2 separate regions of the Homo sapiens genome follow, and region 1 is linked to region 2. Evidence: read pairs that join two places in POLR2A ChIA-PET (ENCODE). Cell type or tissue: PC-9. All regions are shown on one strand. Links, peaks and the distances in the headings refer to the core of each region. The heading gives the core; the rest is flanking DNA.

The links. Peaks named below come from ENCODE experiments on the same cell type or tissue, not always from the same donor. Only the 100,000 strongest peaks of a DNase experiment are listed, where the experiment ranks them.
Region 1: POLR2A ChIA-PET joins it to region 2 with 5 read pairs; 2 of 35 experiments call an interaction of 5 or more read pairs at or near these places.

Annotation. Positions count from the first base shown.
Region 1 is chr3:45,471,444-45,484,070 of GRCh38, forward strand. LARS2 (leucyl-tRNA synthetase 2, mitochondrial) reads left to right here. Exons shown (of 22, transcript NM_015340.4): 9 at 2,800-2,907; 10 at 5,025-5,184. LARS2-AS1 (LARS2 antisense RNA 1) reads right to left here. Exons shown (of 4, transcript NR_048543.1): 4 at 11,252-12,588. Among named protein-coding and RNA genes, the nearest start is that of LARS2-AS1, 32 kb to the right of the region's middle. In PC-9, for the core only: no CTCF peak of the experiment used is centred there; DNase peaks (open chromatin) are centred at 8,388 and 9,028; H3K27ac peaks cover 2,256 bases.
Region 2 is chr3:45,267,298-45,279,924 of GRCh38, forward strand. No RefSeq gene overlaps it. Among named protein-coding and RNA genes, the nearest start is that of TMEM158, 47 kb to the left of the region's middle. RefSeq lists an enhancer at 5,848-7,047. In PC-9, for the core only: no CTCF peak of the experiment used is centred there; DNase peaks (open chromatin) are centred at 5,934, 6,534 and 6,804; H3K27ac peaks cover 2,865 bases.

The DNA of each region.
Region 1 (12,627 bases), core at 2,285-10,284, 200 kb after region 2:
ATCTGTCATCCTCATCAAGATCTGAATATTTTAAGCAAGGTACCTCCATAAGAAGTTTCCCAGCCTTGACGATTACATCTAGAAGAAAAAGCACAATGAGAGGGTGAATACACTAGTGGCTCGGTAATGCTGGTAAAGGAATGGACGTAAAGTGCTATCAGAATTGGACTTAGTCAGGGAGATTGAGCCAATTTTCAGATCATGTAATGTGGATTTGATATGATGGAAAGACATCAGATCCCATTAGACCACATATGGATTTGCTTGGAAGTTAAATGGAGCCTCATTGGTCTTTGGAGAGGAAAAGCTATTGGTCATTTTCAAAGTTTATAATATACTTGCGTGCTCGTTGACATTTAAGACCCCCTACATTGCTCTAAAAATTGAAAAGCATTCTAGAGTACTTAATTTTATTAGAAGATTAATTGTTTATTAACATATTAGTATATAATTAACATATTCAAGATCTACTTTTGCTACAATGACATCGAGGCATTACTGTATCAGCTAATATAGATATATATGTATCAGGATGTTGAAACTTTTATAATCCATTGATGTTAGTTAGGCAACTTGGTTGCAAACAACATAAAGTTACTCTGATTAACTTAAGCCAAGGAGGAATTGATTAGAAGAGAATCAGGTTACTCACAGTTGAATGAGAATGCCGGGGATCCAAGCTCAGGCAGAAATTAGGGGAGAACAAGGGCACAGCCACAATCTTTTCCCAAAATGGTCTGGTTAAGCCATTGCTGCCATTGGTACCAGCATCTCCAGCCTCTCAATCTGGTGTGGCATTTAAGCCAGTTGATCCTGTGCCTCTGGGTCACCCTACAGTGTTCTGAAACTGTACTGAGCCTATGACTGGTTATACTCCTTAGTGTCAGTGGGGAAGGGAGTGGGATGTGGTGGCAAGTTTGTCCCCTTTCAAGCGAGTAATGAACCAAGAGACCTGAGTACAGTGGTCTCAGGCCTGGTTCCAATTAGCTGAGTGATATGGGGCAGATTGCTCTCTCCTGGGCCTGTCTGTCCTCATCTATAAAGAGAGAGGATTCTGATGACAATGTCAGCCCCATGGCTCTATGACCAGAGTCTTCCTTCTAGGAATAAAATAAAAATATAAATAAGATAATAGAAGCAGATGGATCTCTAATACATGCCTTTTAGTTAGAGTATGATAAGCTGAAGCCATCTGAAATACAGATATGGGAAAGCTGAATTTAAGAACTGTTGTTATAAAGTAGTAATTGCATAGCAGAGTATCAGACTGAATATGGACTTGGGAGTCAGCTACATCTTGCTTCAAGTGTTGCTTCCACAGCTCTATCCCATACTTGTGGAGTGACTTGGGGAAAAGTTCTGAGACTTGTTTCCTCATCTGGGATGTGGAGTATTACTACTTGACTTGTGCTGTTGATGTGAAGATTAAATGAGGCAACATACATAAAAGTGCCTGGTACTTAGGAAGTATTCTGCAAAGGTTATTACTTCCCTTCCCAGATGCCTGGGGATCTGCTTCTGTAGTACTGCTCTCTAATTCTCTCCCTTGAGTACAGGGAATTAAATGGTAATTTAATGAGCATTTGCCCAAGATAAGGCACAGTTGTAGGCTTTGGGCCAGGCCCTGTGTGGAATATAAAGAAAAATCAGAGTTTGCATTAGAGCCATAGAGATCACAGGCCAACATTTCCCTGTGCCATACTTTCTGAATTCAGATCAGGAGCACTGTGGGATTAAGAGTTGCAGCCTACACAATAACAAACTTAGCAGTTATGTTTTTGTCATTGTTGTTGCTTTTCATTTTTATTGTAAAATGAAATATGGGTGATCATATAAGTATATAGCCTATTGAATTATTTTAAAGCAATAGTTTGCATAGATAGATGACAAATATGAAAGATGCTTTGGGTGCGTGTGTGTGTGTGTTTTTGTTTTTGTTTTGTTTTTTGTTTTTTTTTTGAGACAGAGTCTTGCTCTGTCACCCAGGCTGCAGTACAGTGGTGTAATCTCGGCTCACTGCAACCTCTGCTTCAGGGTTCAAGCAATTCTCCTGCCTCAGCCTCCCAAGTACCTGGGACTACAGGCAAGCACCACCACGCCTGGCTAATTTTTGTATTTTTAGTAGAGACGGGGTTTCACCATGTTGGCCAGGCTGGTCTCAAACACCTGACCTCAGGTGATCCGCCCACCTCAGCCTGCCAAAGTGCTGATATTACAGGCGTGAGCCACTGCACCTGGCCTGTTGTTGTTTTTTTTTTTTTTTTATCACACATTAACATAGGAATCTTTGTGCTGTAGCCAAATGTTTATACAAATTAATGTCATGTTTCCCTTATATATTTATAAAATTAATACTTTTTAAATGCAAAGATAAAATTTATAATGTCCTATGTATGATATTGTTTAGTTGTGGAACACTCATGAATGACTTAGGGTTTCAAAATTCATAAACTTGAACTTAATTTTTTTAGTTCCTAGACTATGGGAGAGAATGTACTAGACACACTTGCCAAAGATGTGAATTATGACCTTTGTTTGTTAATTTTCTTCTTTCCGTGAAACCGTGACTCCCTTGGGACAGCGAAATCGGTCAAACCCATCTCACTGAACTGAGTCATAATGAATGCATCTGTTTCTAACCTTTCCTGGCTTCCTCTGACTTAGTGAACAAGGAGAGAGCTAAATCCTGGATCTTCTTTAGTGTCCCTGCTTTTCCTACCTTAACAAGCTGCAAATCATTTGCTTTTTCTTAAATAAGCCTTGTGCCTCTACTTCTTTGTTCTCCTTTCATTTGCACAGGCCATGCAGGACGCGTTGGCAGACCTTCCAGAATGGTATGGAATAAAAGGCATGCAAGCCCACTGGATTGGGGACTGTGTGGGCTGCCACCTGGACTTCACATTAAAGGTGATTAAGTAATAGCAGCTCCAGCAATTCATGATCACAAATCTCCTCTACATTTGGGACTCACTGAGTAAACCAGCAACTTGGGACTCCACAGCACCACAGTCCAAACGTGTACAATTTTAAATTTTCTAGTAGCCACATTTTTTAAAAGTGCAAAGAACAGGTGAAATGAATTTCAATAACATATTTTATTTAACCCATTACAACCAAAATGATTCCATTTAAAGATGGGCTCAATAAAAAATGATTTATTAAAGAAAGAGTTTACATTTTAGTACAGTCTTTGAAATCTGTGTTCTACATTTATAGTACACATTAGCCATATTTCAAGTGCTATGATTCATAGCCACATATTGCTACTGGCTACCATATTGGACAGCACAGACACAGAGGGTCTTCAGGGGTCCATGAACTCCCTGAAGTTTTATGTGCAAAATGTTTGGGCATTTTCCTGAGCAATGGGTCCATTACTCTCACTATAGTCTCAAAGGGGTTCATGTCACAAAGCAGATTAAAAGCCAGGGAAGCAGAAGCTAACTGTGACATCATTTCAAAACTAGATAGACTTAGAGCTTAGGGATTGTGTTTGAAACTGCTGTGGAAACAGTGCTGAAAGGTCACAACATAAGGCCCACCTATTCTAGAAGGGGTCCCTAAAACTTCTTTGTCTCTACTGACTAGAGAGTTGTTCTATTGATATTTTTTTTACCTGGGCATTCTTTTTTTATCCTTCTGATTTCTCCTTCTGTCATCAAGACTTTTCTGCTCTGTTCATTTAGCGTCAAACCTGCCCTCACTTTCGTCCCCGTCAAAACCTTTAGGAGGAGGAAGCAGCAGCTGAGACAAAGTTGGCCTTCCTTTCTAGACTCTTGCCTGCTGACAACCATACCTGGTGTCTGCAAGCACCTGCCGCTTGCCACTCAGCTTATAATTCCCTGTGCAGCCTCCTCACAAAAGTGATCCAACTTACTCCAACTGCAAACATGGAAAGCCTCCCATAAGGGAGTGTGTACTTTGGAAACATTTCAATACAAATCCTGGACTGAGCTTTTCCTCTTACCGCTTTCCCAAGAAGGTGGCGAGAGTTCTGAAATTCAGTCCTGCTGTGACTTGTGTTTAAATCTGCAAGGCCATCTCTTTCAGGGCCTTTGCATTTGCCTGAGTCTGGTCCTCATGTTGAAGGCCTTTGCTTCTTAACTAGCATTCGGTGTGGGTCTCTGGGCCTGTCAGCTACTGTGTGTGGAATATCTTCTACACTTTCTTCTTTGCCCAACATTTTACTGTGAACATGTTTTTATCTCCATTCCTGGAACCACCTGAAAATAAGATGGGGCAACATAGTGTCTCAGGAAGGAAGCATCTCAGTCCTACAGGGTAGACCACATCTATGCCTCTGTGTCCCCAATTCTGGCTCCATAGGTGACACCTAATTGGCAGTTAGGCCAAGTGGTAGACTGTCTTTTAGTTCATTATTGGCACTCTGTCAATGTGTTTGAATAAATGCATGAAGGAAGTAGCACCTGTCCACTCTGTGTCCTCCATGTCTGTCACATTATTTGGCACTCAGTGGATGGCTAATGTGTGCCTCTTCCTTAAAAGGCATTTTAACCAGCTCTAGGGACTCATAGTCATGAACTCAGCTCAGGCCATCCTTTCTCTCTTCAAAGCAGTAATAACCTTGGCACCTGTTTTTCTTGTTAGAAAAGTAGATGCCTTTTTTTTTTTTTTTTACCGTACCCTTATATCCTTGAAGAAAATATAGCTTCTTTCTCAGAACACAAACACTATAACACTAATAGTTATTTTTGATTTGTAAACAAAGGAGCCAGAAAAACCAGGAAAGTATCTTTCTGAGCATTCTTGGACCACCTTCAACTTGGGAATGCCTGCATGCCTGGTGTGGGGCAAGTGGTAGGGGGTGTTTCTGAAAGAGGAACTGTGATCCTCTTCTCAGCTTCTTCCAGGCACCATCTCAATCCCCACACCCCTGGCCCAGTGGTCAGAGCTGTGGTCACTGTTGGGGAATGAGGAGGGAAGGGGAAGGGGATACAGTTAGGGAGCAACACAGCCCAAAGGGAGGACTGAGAAATGACATCACTCTTCTTTCCTATCACCAGGTTCATGGGCAAGCCACGGGCGAAAAGCTGACTGCCTATACGGCCACCCCTGAAGCCATTTATGGCACCTCCCACGTGGCCATCTCGCCCAGCCACAGACTCCTACATGGGCACAGCTCTCTGAAGGAAGCCTTGAGGATGGCCCTTGTCCCTGGCAAAGGTGAGCTGGCAAGTTAACGGCTCAGGTGGTAGGATTGCTACCTTACATTTGGATGGCGCCTCCCAGAGTTCAAGGTCCTTTCCTCTATGTCATCTTGCGTGGGTTGTTCTTTGCCTTAGCCTGATTTTTTATGTTTTTATTTTGAAACATGAGGATAAAAAAGAGCTCTGAAAATATTTTTATTACCTCTGGTTTCTCCATGAGATACTAGTTTGTCTGTGTCTTGAGCTTCTGATTGAAAGCTCAGCTCTCTCCCTTTCAGTATAATCTAAAGTTCTTTTCTCCTAGTTATAAATTAGGAGAAGATATAGGAATCTATTCTATTAGGAATAGAATCTTCTCATAATTTATAATTTCACCATCAACTAAAACTACACTGTCAGAGACCAAAGGGAAGCCAGTAAGAATGAGAGCAAACTTTTCCAACTCAATTTTATTGTTTTAAAGAATTCATGTGGTCATCTGAGCAGTGTCCTGCTCCATACAGAGTTTTAACATACCTGCTTTATGAATGGATCAAGCTGACCTAGAATCGGCATATCAAGTTGTACTTGGTCTGTGAAGATTTGAAGATTCTGTGGTTGCAAGCAACAGATTCCATCTCTGACTAACCCAGAGGAAAAGGAGAACACATTGGAAGGCTGTGGGGAAGCCCGTTGCTAGAGGAACAGCTGAAGAGGCAGTCCGAAGGGGGACTTGGAGAGTGCAGCCCCAAGAGTTTGGAGAACAGGAACTCACAGACAGTCCCCTGAGTGCCACTGTCAGTAATTCTACTCTAACACCGCCTTCAGTGCCTGAAGCACTTGGTTCAAGACTCCTCTTGCAGGGAAAGGTGTTTGACTGCTGTAACTGGGGCCCCCAGCCTATTTCTTGGCAAAGAGAGGCCAGGCACCTTCCTTGGTAGACCACAAAGATTGTCCCCAGGGAGGGAGGGGGAGCTCTCCAAAACAAACTTGAGGGCTCTTACCAGATAAGGGGATATGAAGCCTGGGTAGACAAAAAGAAATCCATTCTAAGTTAGAAATAAGTCTCTGAAGTAATTTAAATATTTCCACAAATATCTCATCCCTATTCTCTTTCATGAACTATAAACTTCAACCCAAAGTATACAATCTGAATTATTGGGGTCTGAAATAGCATTTGACTAAAAAAATGTTTTGGATGATGATATTAAGTTGCCATCTCTGAAATGACCAGAATGAAACATTTCCTAATACTAGGTTGGAGAGATAGACAATGTCATCCCAATTTCTCTCTGCTTAAGACTTTGTTTACTTAGACCATTAAAGCCGGATTCAAATCAGTGAGCACTTTCTAAAGAGCCTGCTGCATGCACTCTTGGTGGGGCATAGATGAGCCATTCCAGTCTTAACTGGATGCCCCAGAGAGGCAGAACAGAGGACAGCCAGATGCATATGCCACTCGCCCCACACAAGGCAGATGTCACCTCTCAGTTTCACCTCTTTGCAATATGTATTGAAATAGAGAAAAGAGTCTTTTGAGTTAAAATTTCTATGCATGCTTATAAAGCCCAATATAGCTGTCTCTCTCAGGTTTATTTTCTTTCCTTGCTCAAAAGAAAAACTGGATATGTTTCAACTGTTTAGTTTAAAGGGAAATCTCATAGTTTTACTCTCATGAGCAATTTGATATTCCTTGAGGGCTATGGTGGCTGAATAATATCTAAAATTGAAAAACTAAAACATGTAAACATCTCTAGCCCTTACATTTTCTCTTATGGCTAAATTTGGGGACACAAATGAAAATAAGGTACTATTAATAGGGGAGCTATGATTTGTTAATGAGCTAACAAATTATAGAGGATGGAGTTCCTGAGATGAAAGGCACTGTATAAATTCAAAACATTTTCATATGTAGGAAATGGAGAAATTTTTTTTAGTACACGCAAACAGCACTGTTTTCATGAACACATGGATATCGACACACCTGACCTGGCCTAGTCATTTCATTTTGGCAAATTTAGTGCCAAGTGTAATGTTCCATTTGAAGGGCTCATTAGTTACTTTCTCCCCTCTTTTTAATAATCTCTGAAATTATTCCAAATGGAACATTACACTTGGCAGTAAAATTTTCCAATTCTAATTTTCAGAGTAGAAATACTCTTTTTGCAGATGTCAATATATTCAAAATCTCTAAATTAATTTGCACATCACGTCCCTGGATTTTTGACATCATAGTCACAGAAGGCCAGTACAGTGCATTGAGTGTAATACAATGTTCCCAAAAGATGAATTCAGATTACCTAGGAATGTATGATTTATGCCTCTTCTGGCCTTTGGGATTACATTTTAAACCAGGATGTTGTATCACTGCTGTCATTTACCATTGCTGACCACCTCATTTTTTTTCATTGAATGTCAGATTTTAAGGATGATTTGTGTTGAAGCAGTGACCACCGAGTGTCATGGCAGCACACAGTTGTGACTAAATTTATCACTTGCAGGAGTTTCAATTCTCAAACATGAGCTCCTGTAGTTGCTAAGTTTGTTTCTACATATCGGCTCCTGATTTGGCCTGAGATGACCAAGATTCTGGTCCTAGAGCCATCCATATGACTTAAGGAAGGTCACGTAAGCTTTGTAAGTTTAGCCTTCCTGGCAGAGCTTGTATTGGGGCTGTCAGCCAAGGTGGTCTTGGAGGACCTTGTGGGTAGAGAAGAAGCTTTGAGGGGCCCTGTGGAGGAGAGTGACACATGTGGCCAGGGTGATGCTAGAGTGGCAGGCTGGCTGACCCCATTAATTGTGGAAAGAGATGGCGAGGCCCCCAGAACAGCAGGGATCAGGATGGAGGGAGGGAACAGGTCTGAGAAGTCTGTGGAAGGCTGCGAGGGTGGAGGATCCCTGGATGATTTCTTGATTTCTAGCTGGCCAACTGGGTTGCCGATGTTATTGACTAAATGTACTGTTTTGTGCTTAGCATCCTTAATTTGGCACAGATTCCTTTAAGAGAGGAAAAAAAGCAAGGTGCTCCCCTAGAGCTCTTGAAATTTAGTTTATTTCCATAATCGTTGACGTCGCCTCCTTCTCTCAGCTGACCAAATCTGACTTAAGTCATGTTATGTAAGCTCTCACTTGATAGGAACTAGAAGCCATAAAAGGCATCAATGGGGAAATATGATCAGAATTCTAGAAGCTGTTCTGTCTTTTCCTGAAATCTTTTCTTGCATTCCTAATATTAAAATATTCAAACCCTGGGGCTTTGGAACCACACACTTCAGCTCTGAGTCACCAACTATCTACACAATGCATTTTTTGCTGAAAGGGCAGATGCGGTCTCTCCAAAGGACAACTTGGAACTCTGTTGTTATTGACACATTACAGGCACATTAGAGAGCAAGAGCCTCCCTGGAAGCCCCAGGTCATTAAATAATAATTAATTGCTCACTACTGTTTTGTCCTTGTCTCCATAGTATCCATATGGGGTGAGGACAAAGGGTGAGAGCAGATCTGTAATTCTGGGGTAATGGTTTGGTTTTCCATCAAACTGTTTCAAGTAGAATTCTTTGATGTTATGTGAAGGGAAAAGCTTCTGTGCTCAAAAAATCTGGAATAAACAAAAAAAAACAGGTATCTTTGCTTTGGACTTCTCAGAACCTTTGCTGTGCTAATGTGCACTGTGACTGTCTGAGAGAGGAAGTCATAGGCACTCTTGTCACACCCAGTTGACCACGGAGCCCTGTTTCCATGCAGTATCCCTAGAAACTAGTTATATGGACTGCCGCCTTGGTGAACACCAAATGTAAGTCATTTGTCTGTTTTTCCAGAGGGTGTGAGAGACCTGCCTTCTTTCCAGTGGGTGCCCTGAGGGCAAAGGACAGATACCTTTTTGTCTGGAATGTTTCCTTTGTAATTACTAAAGTGTTTTGCTGTTATCTAACTACTATTGTGAAATGCTTCAGTTTCTTCTGATTTCACCTTCTTAGATTCCTGCATCACATCACTAGCACAGGAGTGATTACTGAACACATTAGTAATTAGGAAGGAAGGAAGAAATATGGAGAACACTAGAGACCTATTCAGGAACTTTGGATTTTAATTGTGTTGTTTCTAGGAAATAGATTTTGACCAGGTATAGCATGCGAGCTGCTACCGTGCATTCATTGCAAATCTGCTAATATTTAAGTTCAAAGACCAATTTTTGTCCTAACTGAGAAACTGGTATAATATAACTTTTACATGTAATAAGAAGCAGTTCAACTCTTTCAAGCAGTACACTACATTTTTTTATATTACTTTCTTTTGTAACAACTGAGCATACCATATAAGAACCTACTTAATATATACAATTCCATGGTTTTTAATATATTCACAAATTTATACAACCATCCCCACAGTCAATTTTAGAACATTTTCATCATCCCAAAAAGAAATCTCAGACCCTCTGGCAGTCATCCCTCCCCAATTCTTGCCTAATCTCCAGCCCTAGGCAATCACTAATCTGCCATCTGTCTCTGTAGATCTGCCTATTCTGGACATTTCATGTAGATGGAATCAAATATAATATTTGTCATCTTATTGTCTGGCTCCTTTCACTTAGCATAATGTTTTCTTTCCTTTTTATTTCCAAATAATCCTCCATTATATGGATAGGCCACATTTTATTTATCCATTTTATTAATTGATGGACATTTGGGTTATTTCTACTTTTTTACTATAGTTATAAATAATACTTCTATGAACATTAATAAAGATTTTTGTGTGGATGTATGTTTTTATTTCTTTGGCAATATACCTAGGGGTAGAATTGCTGGGCCATGAAGTTTAAGGAACTGCCAGACTATTTTCCAAAGTGGCTTCACCATTTTACATTCCCACCAGCAGTGTATGAGAATTCCAGTTTCTCCACATCATTACCAACACTTCTTATTGTCTGTGGTCATTTTGATTATGGTCATCCTAGTGGATATGATGTGATACCTCAGTGTAGTTTTAATTTGCATTTCCCTGATACATCTTTTCATGTGTTTATTGGCCATTTATATGTCTTCTTTGGGGAAATGTCTGTTCAGTTCTCTTGCCCCTTTTAAAAAATTCATTTTCATTTTAATTTTTAATTTTAGTTTGTCTTTTTATTATTTTAACCATTTTTTATATATTCTAGATACTAGTCTCTTATCAGATACGTAATCTACTAAGTTGTTCTCAACTTCTGAGAGTTTGTCTTCATGGTGCCCTTTGAAGCACAAGTTTTTCATTTTGATGAAATTAAGTTTGTCTGTTTTTTCTTTTGTTGCTTTTGCTTTTGGTGTTATATCTAAAACGCTATTGCCTAATAAAAGGCCACAAAGATTTATACGTATTTTATTTTCTAAGAGTTTTATAGTTTTAGATCTTACAATTGGATCTTTAATCCATTTGGAGTTAATTTTTGTATATGGCATGAAGTAAGGGTCCAACTTCATTCTTTTGCACATGGTCATGTTACTTTTTAACTCACGTTCCCACATTATCTTAAAAATCAGGCTGCTTCTGCCTCTTTATTTTCTGGCCTTCACTTAATATGCTATCAGAAAACATTTCTGTGTTTTCATGCGGGCTTCACAATTGTTTTTTAATCCATACATAATGTCCTATCAACTCAATGTACCTTAATATCCTAAGTCTTTCCCATCATGTTGAACACTGGGCTTTTTTCATGTTTGGGGCTATTATGGAGATAACTGCTGTGACCATTTATGTCCACATGGCTCTTTGCTTCATAGAATTTTCCTTAGGAGATATTCCCAAGTGTGGGGTTCTTTTGGTCAAAGGTTACAAACATTTTTCTATTTTTCTATTTTCTATTTCTATTTCTACATGGTTTCTGAGAGGGCTATATAGAGTGCCATATCCAATGATGTATGCATTTCACAGCAACTTCACAAACATTAGTGTCACCTTGCTAAAACGTTTTGCTAACTTATCAGATATAAAATGATAATACTTCAAGATCACTCTAATTTTCATCTCTTTTTAAAAACTAATTTGTTTTTTAAAGTCCAAGTGATATATGTATATTATATGAAAAGTCAAAGAGTACTAATAATAACAAGAACAATAAAAGCAGCCTCCTTAACCAAACACTTTTATTTAGGTATATGTTTCTTAGGATACAAGTTCAGTGGCTATGACAGAGGCTTAAACAGGAGTTTATTCTACCTACATGAAACTCTTGAGCATGTGTGAAAAGTCTACTTTGTGAGGTGGTTAGGGCAGTTATCCTCTGTCTTGTCTTCCTGCTCTGCCCTTCTAGAGTCCTGTCCTTCTCTGTGTTTCTAAGTTGGTCTACACTTGATCTGCGTTCCAGTGAAGTAAGAAGTGGGGAAGGGTGGGGAGAAGGGCATGCTCCTTCCCTTTGAGGCCGTGACCTAGCAGTTGCTTCTGCACATCCTCCATGGCCACACCTAGCTGCAAGGGAGGCTGAACAGTGCTTTCGTTAGCTAAACACACTAGCCATGTGTCCAACTCAACATTCTATTGCTGAGTTAGAAGAGGAAGCAGGTACAGGGGTCAACTGGTAGTCTGTGCCACCTGCTGTTTCTCTGGCATAGACATCCCTATCTGTATGTCTGTCCATGTGCCGTATATGCCTATACTGCTGTCTTTTGATTCACCAGTTCTAGATATTACCTAGTGACTTTTATTCTATAACCCCTCACCTCCCAGCCTCCTGGTAACATCATATTATAATTGCAAAATTTGCAAATACACATTTCTTCTTTGAGAAAAGATAGTGTGGAGGCCAGGTGCAATGGCTCATGTTTGTAATCCCAGCACTTTGGGAGGCTGAGACAGGCAGATCATCTGAGGTCAGGAGTTCGAGACCAGCCTGGCCAACATGGTGAAACCCCATCTCTACTAAAAATACAAAAATTAGTTGGGTGTGGTGGCATGTGCCTGTAATCCCAGCTACTTGGGTGGCTGAAGCACCAGAATTGCTTGAACCTGGGAGGCAGAGGTTGCAGTGAGCTGAGATCACACCACTGTACTCTAGCCTGGGTGACAGAGTGGGACCCTGTCTCAAAAAAAAAGAAAAGAAAAGATAGTATGGAATCAGAAATATGGGTCTCTACTTTGAGAAGTGAGTCTGCACTCAGCCAGCTGCAGCAACAGGTGTCTCCCAGCTAACACATCTGTACCATGGCTGCTGGCTGGAGACCCATTGGGGCTGCATTTCACTGTTTCCCTACCATATCTCATTCTGTGCTTCCTGACACCCAAGGTGATAAAAGATAAGAGCTGGCTTAGATGCCTATAGAATCTGTCACTACTCTTTGAGATATAGACCCTGGCCAGGCACAGTGGTTCTCACCTGTAATTCCAGCACTTCGGGAGGCCAAAATGATAGGATTGTGTGAGCCCAGTAGTTCGAGACCAGCCTGGGCAACATAGGGACATCCTGGCTCTACAAAAAATTAAAAAAAAAAAAAATTAGCTGGGTTTG
Region 2 (12,627 bases), core at 2,277-10,276:
TTGTCTTTGACATTCTGTAGTTTCACTACGATGTGTCTGAGTATGTCCACCTTATGACTTATCCTGTCTGGGAGTTTCAAAAACTTTCTAAATATGGGGATTTATGTCTTTACTCAATTCTGCAAAACCCTCAGCTCTTATATCTTTGAAAATTACCTCTTATCGCACTCTCTATTATCTATTTTTGGAGCCCTGATTAGATCTATATTGGACCTTTTCACTCCATCATTTAATTTTCTTAACCAGACTTTTCCATATCTTTTTGTCTCTGAGCTGCATTCTGTGTATTTTCTTTGGATCTACGTTTGAAATTACAGGTTCTCTCTGCAGTTGTGTCTATTTTGCTTTTCAACTCTTCTACAGATATTTTAATTTCTATTACATTCTTTATTTCCAGAAGCTTTGTTTGGTTCTTTTTAATATGTCTGCTTATTTTTATAAGCTCCTGCTTCTTACTTACTTTCAAATTATCTCTGTTATTTACTTAATCGTATTAAAATCATAGTTTATATTTAATAATTCTAATTTTTTTTCTTTTGACTCTTACTCATGATGGCTTGCTTACTTGGGCCTTTTCTGATTTTACATTATGAGCTCATTTATGATGGGACTTTTCCAGTAGGAATTTTATGAGGGCTGTGTTGTGCGTACATGATTGCCTCCGTCAGGAGCTTTGGGCACTGTGGACCTAGGTTCTTCTAAATTCTTATCTTGGGATATTTTGGTATATTTCAGTGTACATTCAGACATCACACCTAGAGGAGGGTTGGCCACTTGCCTTCAAATCTCAGGAGAAGTTTTCATTTTTCCTCCTCTGCCAGAACTGATTCTGAGTCACTGTTTCTTGAAGTCAGCCTCTGCTAGGTAGGATACCCTTAACTTCACCCTTTCCTGAAAGTGTAACCCCCTCCGAGGCTTGGATTTGTGCAAAATTTTGTGGCTCTGGATCTATTACTGCTCAGGTCTAAGGCTTGGTTTACTGTTCATTCCTACCTCTTCCCCTTACTATCTGCTTCCCTATGAAAAAAATCCTAGGCTACTTTTCCCTAAAGATGATCTCAAGCTGTGAAGTGCTTTTTGGCTTGGTCTTTGTTTACCTTCAAAGGCTCAGGTTCCTCCTGCTTTTCTGAATCACAGGTGATTCTCTTACTTTGCTTTGTTGCAGACCATTTCATTGCTATGAAGATTTTGCATATACCTATACCTATATCTATATCTATCTATCCATATATCTCCTCCATATCCTCAGGGGATTGGTTATATATGTACATATACACATGCATATAGGTATGTGTATAACCAATGCACACAGTTGTTCCTTGGTATCCATGGGGGATTGACCAGGACTCATCGCAGATACCAAAATCCGAGGATGCTCAAGTCCCTTCTATAAAATGGGGTAGTATTTGCATATAACCTACACACATCCTCCCATATACTTTTAAAAATATATACCTACTTTATAGAGGAGTCTCATATACTTTAAGTCATCTCTAGATTATTTATAATACCTAATACAATGTGAATGCTATATAAATAGTTGTTACACTGTATTGTCTTCTTGAATTTGTATTATTCTTGTTGTATTGGGGTATTTTTTCCCAAATATTTTCACTCTGCCGTTGGTTGAATCCAAGGATGTGGAACCCAGGAATACGGAGAGCCAACTGGATATGCACCTGTGTGTTTAGCACATTAGAATATTTTTCATGTAGAAGGAAGATTTTAGGATGTTCAAATTGTTGACTTCTACGGGCATTCCAATTTTCTTTGCACTGGCTTATCTTTGTACATATTTATTATCTTCTCTCTAATTGCATTAATATCTTTGTATTTATTTTTTGCATACCATGATTGTTACAAGTTTTTCCTTTATGATGGCAATTTGATTTTGAGCCTTCTATTTCCTGTTTCTTACTGTTTGTAATATTTTTATTAATTCCTTAATGGTATTGTTTTGGTCCTCAATTTGTTTTCTTAGTTCTGAAAGATCTATTTGAATTTCAGTCTATCAACTTATCAAGTCACCTTTCAGTTCTTCTTTTTTTAAAAAAAATCATTAGGCAATTTTTATTTATTTATTCATTTTTGAGACGGAGTCTCACTCTGTCACCCAGGCTGGAGTGCAGTGGTGCAATCCTGGCTCACTGTAACATTTGCCTTCCCGGTTCAAGCGATTCTCCTGCCTCAGCCTGCTAAGTAGCTGGGATTACAGGTGCATGCCACCATGCTCATGTAATTTTTGTATTTTTAGTAGAGATGGGGTTTCACCATGCTGGTCAGGCTGGTCTCGAACTCCTGACCTCATGATCCGCCCGCCTCGGCCTCCCAAAGTGCTGGGATTATAGGCGTGAACCACTGCACCCAGCCTCAGTTCTTCTCTTATTAAATTCATGGTCTCGTTAGAAATAGCACTCATGAGGAATCTTTTCTGTTTTTTGAGTTGTGTTTTCTTTTAGAATATGATCTTCAACTATCCTTTGCATGTTTTGTTCTTGTCTTTCCTTTTGTTTATTGTAAAGTGTTTTCATTGTTACCATGCTGTTCCTGTTAACTTGGTCATGTTGAATGTGGACAGCTATAACCGCAGTCTATATTCCATGAGCAATTTCCCTACAAGTACTTTTTGTTCTATCTACTTCTCTGTAACCTGAGAGCCTGGAGCAGGGATGATTACTCTTCTAATTCACTGTGGAGTCCTGAAGCCCTTGCTTTTGACCTGCGAAATTATCTCCCCAGTTTTACCTTATCTTCTCAGTGGCTGCTGCCACCACTCTTACTCTCTCTCCCACTCCCCACCCCAAATAGAAAGAGGAAAAGAAAATGTCGCTTCTCTCCAGAAAGGTGGGGTGGGCTATGAGTAGAATTGTCATGATTCTGCTGACTCACCAGAGCCACATGTAGGAGGTATGTACACTGCACTCCATCATCTTCTGAGTTATTTTTTCCTCTGTCATCACTTAAGTTCTTATGCCACTAGATTATGCTCTTGTCTGACTCTTACTGGTATATTTTTCTCATTTATTATTATTATTTTTTTTACTATTTTTGACATTTCCATAGGAGTTGAGGGAGAAAGCTTCTGCAGGCCTATTTCACTTTGCCAACTCAACTGCAACTCATGTGTGTTCTATCTTCCAGAATTCTCTGGAACATTCTGCCCGATACAGGCTACCATTCTTGTTTTCCAGCACCTTTATAGTTTTATTCCTTAAACACAAACCAACAATTCCACAGGCACACACATGTCTTCTGACTTTTCCATGAAATGTTGAGGGAGCCTGGCGCGGTGGCTCACACCCGTAATCCCAACACTTTGTGAGGCCGAGGCAGGTGGATCTCCTGAGGTCAAGAGTTTGAGACCAGCCTGGCCAATATGGCAAAACCCCATCTCTACTACAAATACAAAAAAATTAGCCAGGCGTGGTGGCGGGTGTCTGTAATCCTAGCTACTCAGGAGGCTGAGGCAGGAGAATTGCTAGAACCCTGGGGGTGGAGGTTGCAGTGAGCTGAGAGCGCACCACTGCACTCCAGCCTGGGTGACAGAGCGAGAATCTATCTCAATAAATAAATAAATAAATAAAGTAAAGAAAAAAAACGTTGAGGTAAAGGAGCTGAGGAGGGGACCATGTCTTGGCCTTCAACTTGAACCCAAAGCCCCTTTGGCTTTTCTTGAGAATTGAAATGCTAAAGGATCACGGAAGAAACGTCTTGGCACTATCGTAGAAGACACTGTCTACCCAGTTATTCAATGTCCTTATACAGATACTTTTGGACAAATTCTTCTCCAAATAAACCAGCACACAGTACAGATTCCTCTCAGGGATAAGAGAATTTGCCTACTGATATCCTGCAGTCCCTCCTTATATTAGTCAAGTGGGCACTAATGTAATCTGTTTCCTTCTTTTCTTTGGCTGCCAAGAAATTAAGATTTGTGTTTTATTTCTCAAAAGCAGCTCACTGCATTCTAGGTTTTTGGTTTCATTCATTCCTCACTCTGTTACTAGAATTCTATCTTTTATGCTTTTTGGGAGGGGGGTAATCATTTGCTACCACAAACCAATTTGCAAAGGAAGAATGCTTCCTCCTTTTAAGTAGTCACAACTCCCATAGTAACTAGTATGCCTCTCAATATTTATTGAATAAACTAGCACACAGTACCGAAGAAGATAAGATACCCTGCTTTGTGGATGCTTGTAGTTTATTCTTTAGTAGTAATGCTTAATCTTAATCTTGTGACAATAAAGATCTTGGTAAAATTCTCTAAAATGAATAGAAGTTAAAAGATGTGGTTTGAGTCCTCTCTTTTTAACAAGTACTGAACAATCTTGGACAGTCACCTCTCCAATCTGAATCTCGGTTTCGTTGTCTATATTTTATTCATTTATTTATTCATTCATTTACTCATGAAACAAACTTTCCTGAACACCAGCCCCATCCCATATGCCATCTTGGGGCCCTAGATATAAAGAAACATGTAGTCCAGTTTGTCAGTTATCAAAGTGAGTGCTTTAAAACTCTATGTTAACTTAGTGCCCCTTAGCGTATTTCATCCTCATAACAATCTTTTCAGTTCCCATTTTAAAGATGAGGAAAGCAAGTCCCAGACAGGTTGAGTAACTTGGCCAGGGTCTTTTAGCTCCAAATCCAGTACTGATTCCTCTAGTGGTTTGTAAATCAAGAACCAGGGTGCTGCCATCTATTTAAACACTGCTTACATCCAAGCATAAGGCTGGACACCCAGAAGAGGCTGAACATTTGCTTGCTAATGAAAACAAGGTCTTTTCTTTGGGAACTCACCAAAAGAAAAAATTGCTTGAGCCTATCTTCCTGGTTCACAGGACTTACGAGAAATGCAAATACATTTCCTTTTACTGACTATATGCAGAGAGGCAAAAATTTCTCCTTAAATAGCTGTCTTTGGGAAGAGCAGTGTGAACCAAACTGCAGCTCCCCAGCCAGCCTCCTGCACTGCAGACACCGACTGGCATCTGGGCTTTGCTGGAACACAGTGTATCTGTGAGTCCTTAGTGGTCACAGAGGAGGATATTTGACAGCAGAGCAGGCCCAGAATTCATCTTTTTTCTGATCAAAACATAGGCCACCTTTAACCCGTCGTGTCTGGATATGTAGCTGCCCACACAAAAACAGGCGGCCTCAATTAAACACCCCTAAAGAAAAACCTTTCCACAGAAAAGTTGTGAGAACAAAGTGATATGGTGACTGAAGTCATGAATGAAAAGCTGCTTCCTATGAGGTGGTTCCTCTCCCAGGGCACCGCAGGTGTCTGCCTGGCTTAGGTCATCCAGCCCCACCTAGGTGGGAGGGCAAATACTGGAGACTCTGAGGACTCTCTTTTAGTCTCCCCCTAATAATGGCTGCCTGACAAGCACTTCACAGTTTACAAAGCCTTTTCACACATTCCTTACATGGCACTCCCCAGAGACCTTGTGAGCTGGGTATTATTTTTATTTTACAGAAAAGGAAAAACAGGTGGAAACAGGGAGAGTAACTGGCTCAAGGAAACGTTGGTAAAAGTAAAAACTAGAACCTGAATGATGGTCACCAGGCTCGTCTGTGCTCCTAGAGCCCCCAACATCCAGTGATCATGCTGGGGGCATTCTCTGCCCTTTGGGGACTCTCCATGACCCCTTAGGAAGTACTGCTGAGCTACTCAGCCTCCCCCTTTCACTTGCCCTGGTGTCCTCGGTGGAGCCAGTGGAGAACAGGAATAGCCTCAGCCAGGCCACTCCAGCCCTGGGCTTCAGGCTCAGTGCGTTGCTCAGCACAAGCTGGAACCAAGAAACTTTTTTTTTATCCCAACCCTAAATCTTCTGAAAACAGTCCTAGCTAAATATAACAAGGATGCCCTTTGGCACATCTTGCCAATCTTGCAGGTGAGTCACGGGCCCTCACTCAAGGTGCCCAGGGATACAGTAGTTGCCATGTAGTTAAAAATACCTGCTGTGCTGGAAGGCAGCACAGATGGATTTAATGAGCTCACCTGCTCCTCCAAAGGCTTGCAGTAGTGTGGGTTGAGCCTGGCAGTGGGCAGATGTATGCTGAATTTCCTCTTGGCCTGAGGCCTGGTTATCAAACTGATGTAGTCCCCGGAGTCTTCTCAAATGCCCACAGAGCTGGCCCGACAGAAACAGTAAAGTGTTGGGATTAGCAAGGGGTCAAGAAGCAGAAAGCCAGCTCCATTACTCTCTTCTGCAGAAATCACCTCCTTCGACAGCCCCAGAGGCAGTGCCTTGGGTTAGTTTCCTCAGAAATGGAGCTTGAGAAAAGGATTGACTGGGGGACTGCTCCCAGATAAAACCTGTAAGGGACTGAGGAGTTAGAATGGGGCAGAGAAGAAGCTGGGCAAACATATAGCTTCAGCTGAAGTCTAACTCAGCCTGATCCCGTGGGGAGCTCACATGCAGTTGTCCCAACTGCAGGGAAGCCCTTTGGCCTTTAGGTCCCCATGTCAGTCATCACTGGCTGTGGGCTCCCCTTAGGGGAGGACGTAACCTCTCAGGCTTTTCAGGATGAGGTGGCTCTGGAGAAGGAAGTCTCTGGAGAAAGAAACAGCTGTGTCATTAGCAGTCAGCATGCACTGCAGATGGGGGATGGGTGTGGTGGCCTGGTAAAGAGATACTGATGAGACAGCAACTGTATCTACTGCTGCCACTATCTCTTGAAGGCCAAAATGGTCAAGTCATTAGTTCATAGCAAAACATTATTTTCTATGTATCCCAAGGGCAGAGGGAAACCACATATGGTAGCAACTCATTCTTGCTTTACTTCTGATTCTTCTATGCAGGGAGCATTCCTCATGACTAATGAAGAAGCAAAGGCATAAACTTGACTAATTCCTTCTTTCTCCTTCCACATTGAGCTTGCACTACCCACAGCCCCTCTCATAGAGGCACATGCTCAAGATTGCTGCCTTGTCCTTCGTTCAGGTCAGTCTGCCTTTGTTGTACAATTGCCATGGCTCTAATCAGAGGTCTGCCCAACAGCATGACTCTTCCCATCATGCTGAGCATGATGTTCAGCATAACCAGGCTGAACATCACACCTGACCTCCTCCTCCATGAAACCTCCCTGAGCACTGAAGCCCCCACTGACTTCTCCCACTGCGGAATAGACAGTTGCAACCATATCCCAGAATTCACAGTGAGAAGGATCCCATGTGCCAAGCACTGTCCCAAGTGTAATTGACTTAACTTCATTTACTTAGTGGAGCATACGTGTATCAGTTAAGATGTGTTTGGCCATCAGTAACTCTCTGAGTTCAGGTAGCTTAAAGAATAAGGAAGAATCATATTCTATATAACAGGGAGTCTAGAGGTCAGGTAGTCAGTTCAAACTATCATCAGGTACTGCATCAGGCTCTAAAGCCAGATTACGTCCGGGTGATACATATTTCTCCTCTGAGTCCATTGTAATCCCATTCTGGTAGTCTATTACCTGGGGAATAAATCATAAAAACAGTAGGGGAATAGGTAAAGGAACAAAAAGAACTAAAATACATACATGGTAGAAAATATGAATAGCTACTTCAGCCTTTGTTTCTGCCCAACACATTCACATAGCCTTAGTTGATGTGTGACTTATGACATCCTTGTTCTAAAATCTATTCCATATCCCCCTTCTCTTTAGGGGCACCTCAGCTGAACAGAGTTCTTTACCCAGTGAGCTACCCCAACCTGATTTTTGAAAAATCTAAGTTCTTGGTGGTCCTCCTTGAATGGGATTAGTAAAGTCTTCCATTAGTGTATGTTTTTTAAACACTAGACCTAACACTACCAGGTGTTATCTCCCTGTGGTGTAGGTGGAATCGCTCCCAGGCCCTATTATAAAATAGCACCTGTCACTGCAGCCTACCTCTAGCCTGTTTGGCATGAAAGTATTGAAGTGGACAGATGGCAGCCTCAGTTTTCAATACAATAAAACTATTCTTTTGTCTCCTCTCTTGGGTACTGGCACTTGAAGCCAGCAAAACACAGAGTTGCAGAAATAATGTATCCTAGCTGGAAATAGAATTCAATTCATTTTATTTAAATGAAGAGACTTTACTGAGGGACCTCTAAGAGATGCAGGCAGGGTTAAAGACACTAACAATGGATGTCGAGGCACCCAGAGGCTAATAAACAGCAGGAAGCCATTACCATGTCTAGGAGTAGGAGAGGAAATAGTGTGACCTGAGTCTAGTGAGAGCAGAGCTGGGGTGAAATTGCCCAGCGGCAGCTAGAGCTATGGAAAAAGGTGGCCCTTGACAAAGATGCAATGCTGAAGCAGGGAGGAAATGGAGAGGAAATACCCTGAGCTCTCTCTCTCCTCTGCTCTCTGCTTACCTGCTGGTAATGTCATTGGCTGATCCAAAGAGAAGCGAGTCAGCGTGGCAGCCCAAGTGAGACAGTCTTCAGAGATATAGCAGAATAGAAAAGTGGAAGAATGGATGTGGGAGAACATGTATGGAATAACCAATACAAATAGGAAATGAAGCATTTGCAAGTGCTAATGTGTACTAGTGAGAGATACCATCTCACTTCTACCTACTGGTTCCCCAGACTGGTGTATTTGGCCTGTGGGAGACCCAGAGCCATACACTAGTTTCTAATTCAAAGCATGGGCTCATTGTATAGGATAGCAGCCCAACCTCACAAGACGTTTTCTCTCAGTGAATGCTGTTACTGAGTCTTCATTAAATATTCTAACCTTCTGTAAGACCTGTGAATGCCATATTTTTTCATCTCATTTCCTCACTTCTTTTATTCTAAAATAAGTTCTTGCTGAGATGCAATGTGGCATGGGGTATTATTATGGTGAAGTAAAGCATTCAGTAAGTCTACTGGAGATGTTACTGGAAGAAATGTGACAGCCATAGAAGGCAAATTCACATCCAGAGTGGATTATTATTACCTGAGGACGAATCCTTGCTCCCTTCAAGATGGAAGGGGAGAAAACCTTTCAACTTTTCGTTCCAAAATGGTGGTGTAGAAGCAAGCTGGCTTTACTCCTCCATATAAAACCAAAAAAACAAATATATAGCACCAAGCTTATCACCAATAATATCCCAGAACTCAAATATAAGGATAAGACAGTTTCTGGGGCCAGAGAGAAGTGAAAAAACTCCCAGTAGACCGTAAGAGATTTAGTCTTCCATATCTGTGATGCTTCTTACCCTAATCTGCTCAGTACCAAGCACATAAAACATTGCCCCTTCACTCATGGTTTCTACGCTGGAAAAAGTGACATCAAGGTGGATCCCAGTTTCTCCACTATCTTGGGTTCCCTGGGAGTAGACCTGTCCCTGCCTCAACCCATGAGAAGCATCACCACTGCCTGAAGGGAGAAATATCCCTGAAATAGCTGGAGATGAAGTAGGGGGACAGGACTACCATCTCCAGCCCTGGAAACCCTTTGTAATGTGGCCAAAGAGGATGCCAAATCAGACTGACTGTTCAGCAGCACCATGCTGTAGAAGGTTCATTCCACAGGTCCTCTAGGCACAAAACCCTAAGCAGCCTTCCCACACTACGGAGTTATCCCCATTTGGGACAGGCATCACTCTGATTGTTTACTAGAACCTAGGCAAATCTAGGCTTAACGTGCCATCTAGTATCAAAAAGGAGGCAGCAACCTAGCAGTAAAAAAGAAAATCCACAGGTAAATTACAAAGACTCTTTAAGCAAACATATCTGATAAAATCCAAAGCAAGTCAGACAGATAAGACTACAATAAATAACTAATCCTTCAACCCAAAGAATAGATATACATCCACAAGAAACAACAGCACACAGCAAACTGTGACCTCCTCAACAGACAAAGCAAGGAACCAGTGACTGATGCTAACAAGATGGCAATATGCAAATTATCTGACCAAGAATTCAAAATAGACATTTTAAGGAAACTCAGTAATCTCTAAGATAACAGAGAAAAGCAATTCAGAAATTTATCATAGAAATTTAACAAAAATATTGAAATAACGAAAGCATCAAATAGAAATCTTGGAACTGAGAAATACATTTGCAAAACTGAGAAATTCATTAGAGCTCTTGATAGCAGAATGGATCAAGCAGAGGAAAGAATCAGTGAGCTTGAAGACAGGCTATTGGAAAATACCTAGTCAGAGAGCAAAAATGAAAAAAGAATGAAAAAGGATGAAGATTGACAGATACAGAAAATGACTCAAAAGACCAAATGTAAAAATTATTGGTGTTCAAGAGGACACTGAGCAAAAGAAAGGGGTATAAAGCTTATTCAAAGAAAAAGTTTCCAAAACTTGAAAAAGATAAAAATATCCAGGTACAGGAAGGTCAGAGAACATTAAATAGATTTGACCCAAATAAAACTAACCCAAACATATAATATTTAAACTCTCAAAGGTCAAGGACAAAGGGAAGATCCTAAGAGTAGCAATAGAAAGAGGCAAATAACATATAAAGGAACTCCAATTCACCTGGCAACAGACTTCTCAACAGAAACCATACAGGCCAGCAGGGAGTGGAATGACATTTTCAAAGTCCTGGAAAGAAAAAAACAAACTCTGCTCTCCAAGAATACTGTATCCAGCAAAGCTATCCTTCAAATATGTAGGAGAGATAACATCTTTCTTAGACAAACAGAAGCTGAGAGAATTCACCACCACCAGACCTGTCTTACAAGCAATGCTAAAGGAAGTTCTTCAATCTGAAAGGAAAACATACTAATGTACCAAAAGAAAACATTTGAAGGCATAAAGCCCAATAACAAAATTAAGTCCATGGAAAAACCCAGAATACTCCAATGCTGTAATTATGGTATACAATTTGCTCATAACTCTACTATGAAGCCCAAAAGACAAATCTATCTAAGACAATAATACCTATGGCAACCTAAGAGACGGATAGTATAAAAGTATGTAAATTGAGACAACATAGAGTAAAAAAGTGGGATGGAGTTAAAGTGTAGTTTTTCCCCATTTTTCTTTGTTAATTTATATTCTTTTCTTTATGACCTAAAATAAGTCATTATCCCTCTAAAATAACTTGTTATAAGATTTTTTTGTAAGCCACAATGCAAAAACCTGTAAAGGATTTACTAAAAATAAAAAGCAATGAATTAGGGAGGAGGAGAGAAAAAAAGAAAAAAAAGCAATGAAACATACTACCAGAGCAAATCACTTAACCACAAAGGAAGACAGTAAGAAAGGAGGAGAGTTACAAAACAACCAGAAAACAAGCAACAAAATGGCAGTAGTAAGTCCTTACTTGTCAGTAATAACACTGAATGTAAGTGGCCTCAATTCTCCAATTAAAAGGCATACACTAGCCAAATGGATAAATAAACAAGATCCAACTATATGCTGCCTACAAAACACTCACTTCATCTATAAAGGTATTCATGGACTGAAAGTGAAGGAGTGGAAAAATATATTCCATGCAACTGGAAACAAAAAAAGAGCAGGAGTAGCTATAATTAGATAAAGTTAGACTACAAACCAAAGACTGTAAAAAGAGACAAATAAGGTCACTATATGATGATAAAAGGATCAGTCAGTGAGAGAATATAACAAGTGTAAATATCTATGCACCCAACACTTGTTATATTCTCTCACTGACTGATCTCTCACTCCCAAAAATATAAAGCAAACACTAATCTAAAGGGAGATCTAAAAGGAGAGAGACTGCAATGCAATATGAGTAGAGGACTTTAAAACCCCACTCTCGATAATGAACAGATCATTGAGACAGAAAAACAACAAAAAGCCACCAGTGTCAACCTGTACACTAGACCTAATAGGCCTAATTGACATTTACAGAACATTCCATCTAACTGCTACAGAATACAAATTCTTTTCATCAACACATGGTACATTCTCCAGAATAGCCTCCATCTTAGGCCACAAAACAAGCCTGAACAAATTAGGAAAAGCAGAAATTATGTGAAGTATCTTTTCTGACCACAATGGAATAAAACTAGAAATCAATAATAAGAGTAACATTAGCAACTACACAAAAATGGAAGTTAAACAGCATGCTCCTGAGTGACAAATGGGTCAATTAAGAAATTAAGAAGGAAATGAAAACAAATATTGACACAAATGAAAATGGAAGTATAACATACCAAAATCTATAGGATACAACAAAAGCAGTACTAATAGGTAAGTTTAAGTGCCTATATCAAAAAGGTAGAAAGACTTCAAATAAGCAATCTAATGATACACCTCAAGGAACTAGAAAAGCAAGAACAAACTAAACCCAGAATTAGCAGAAGGAAATAAATAGTTAAGATCAGAGCAAAAATAAATGAAATTGAGACTAAAAAATATGGGAGATCAACAAAATGAAAAGTTGGGTTTTTGAAAAAAAAAAAAACAAAATTGACGAAACTTTAGCTAGAATAACTAAGAAAAAAAGATAAGACCCAAATAAAGAAAATCAGAAGTGAAAAAGGAAACATAAAAAATGAGACCACAGATATACGAAGACTCATTACAGACTATTACGAACAACTATATACCAACAAATGGAAAAACCTAGAAGAAATGGATAAATTCCTGGACACATACAACCAACCAAGATTGAACCATGAAGAAACAGAAAACCTCAACAAACCAACAATGAGAAACAAGATCAAAGCCATGAGAAAAAG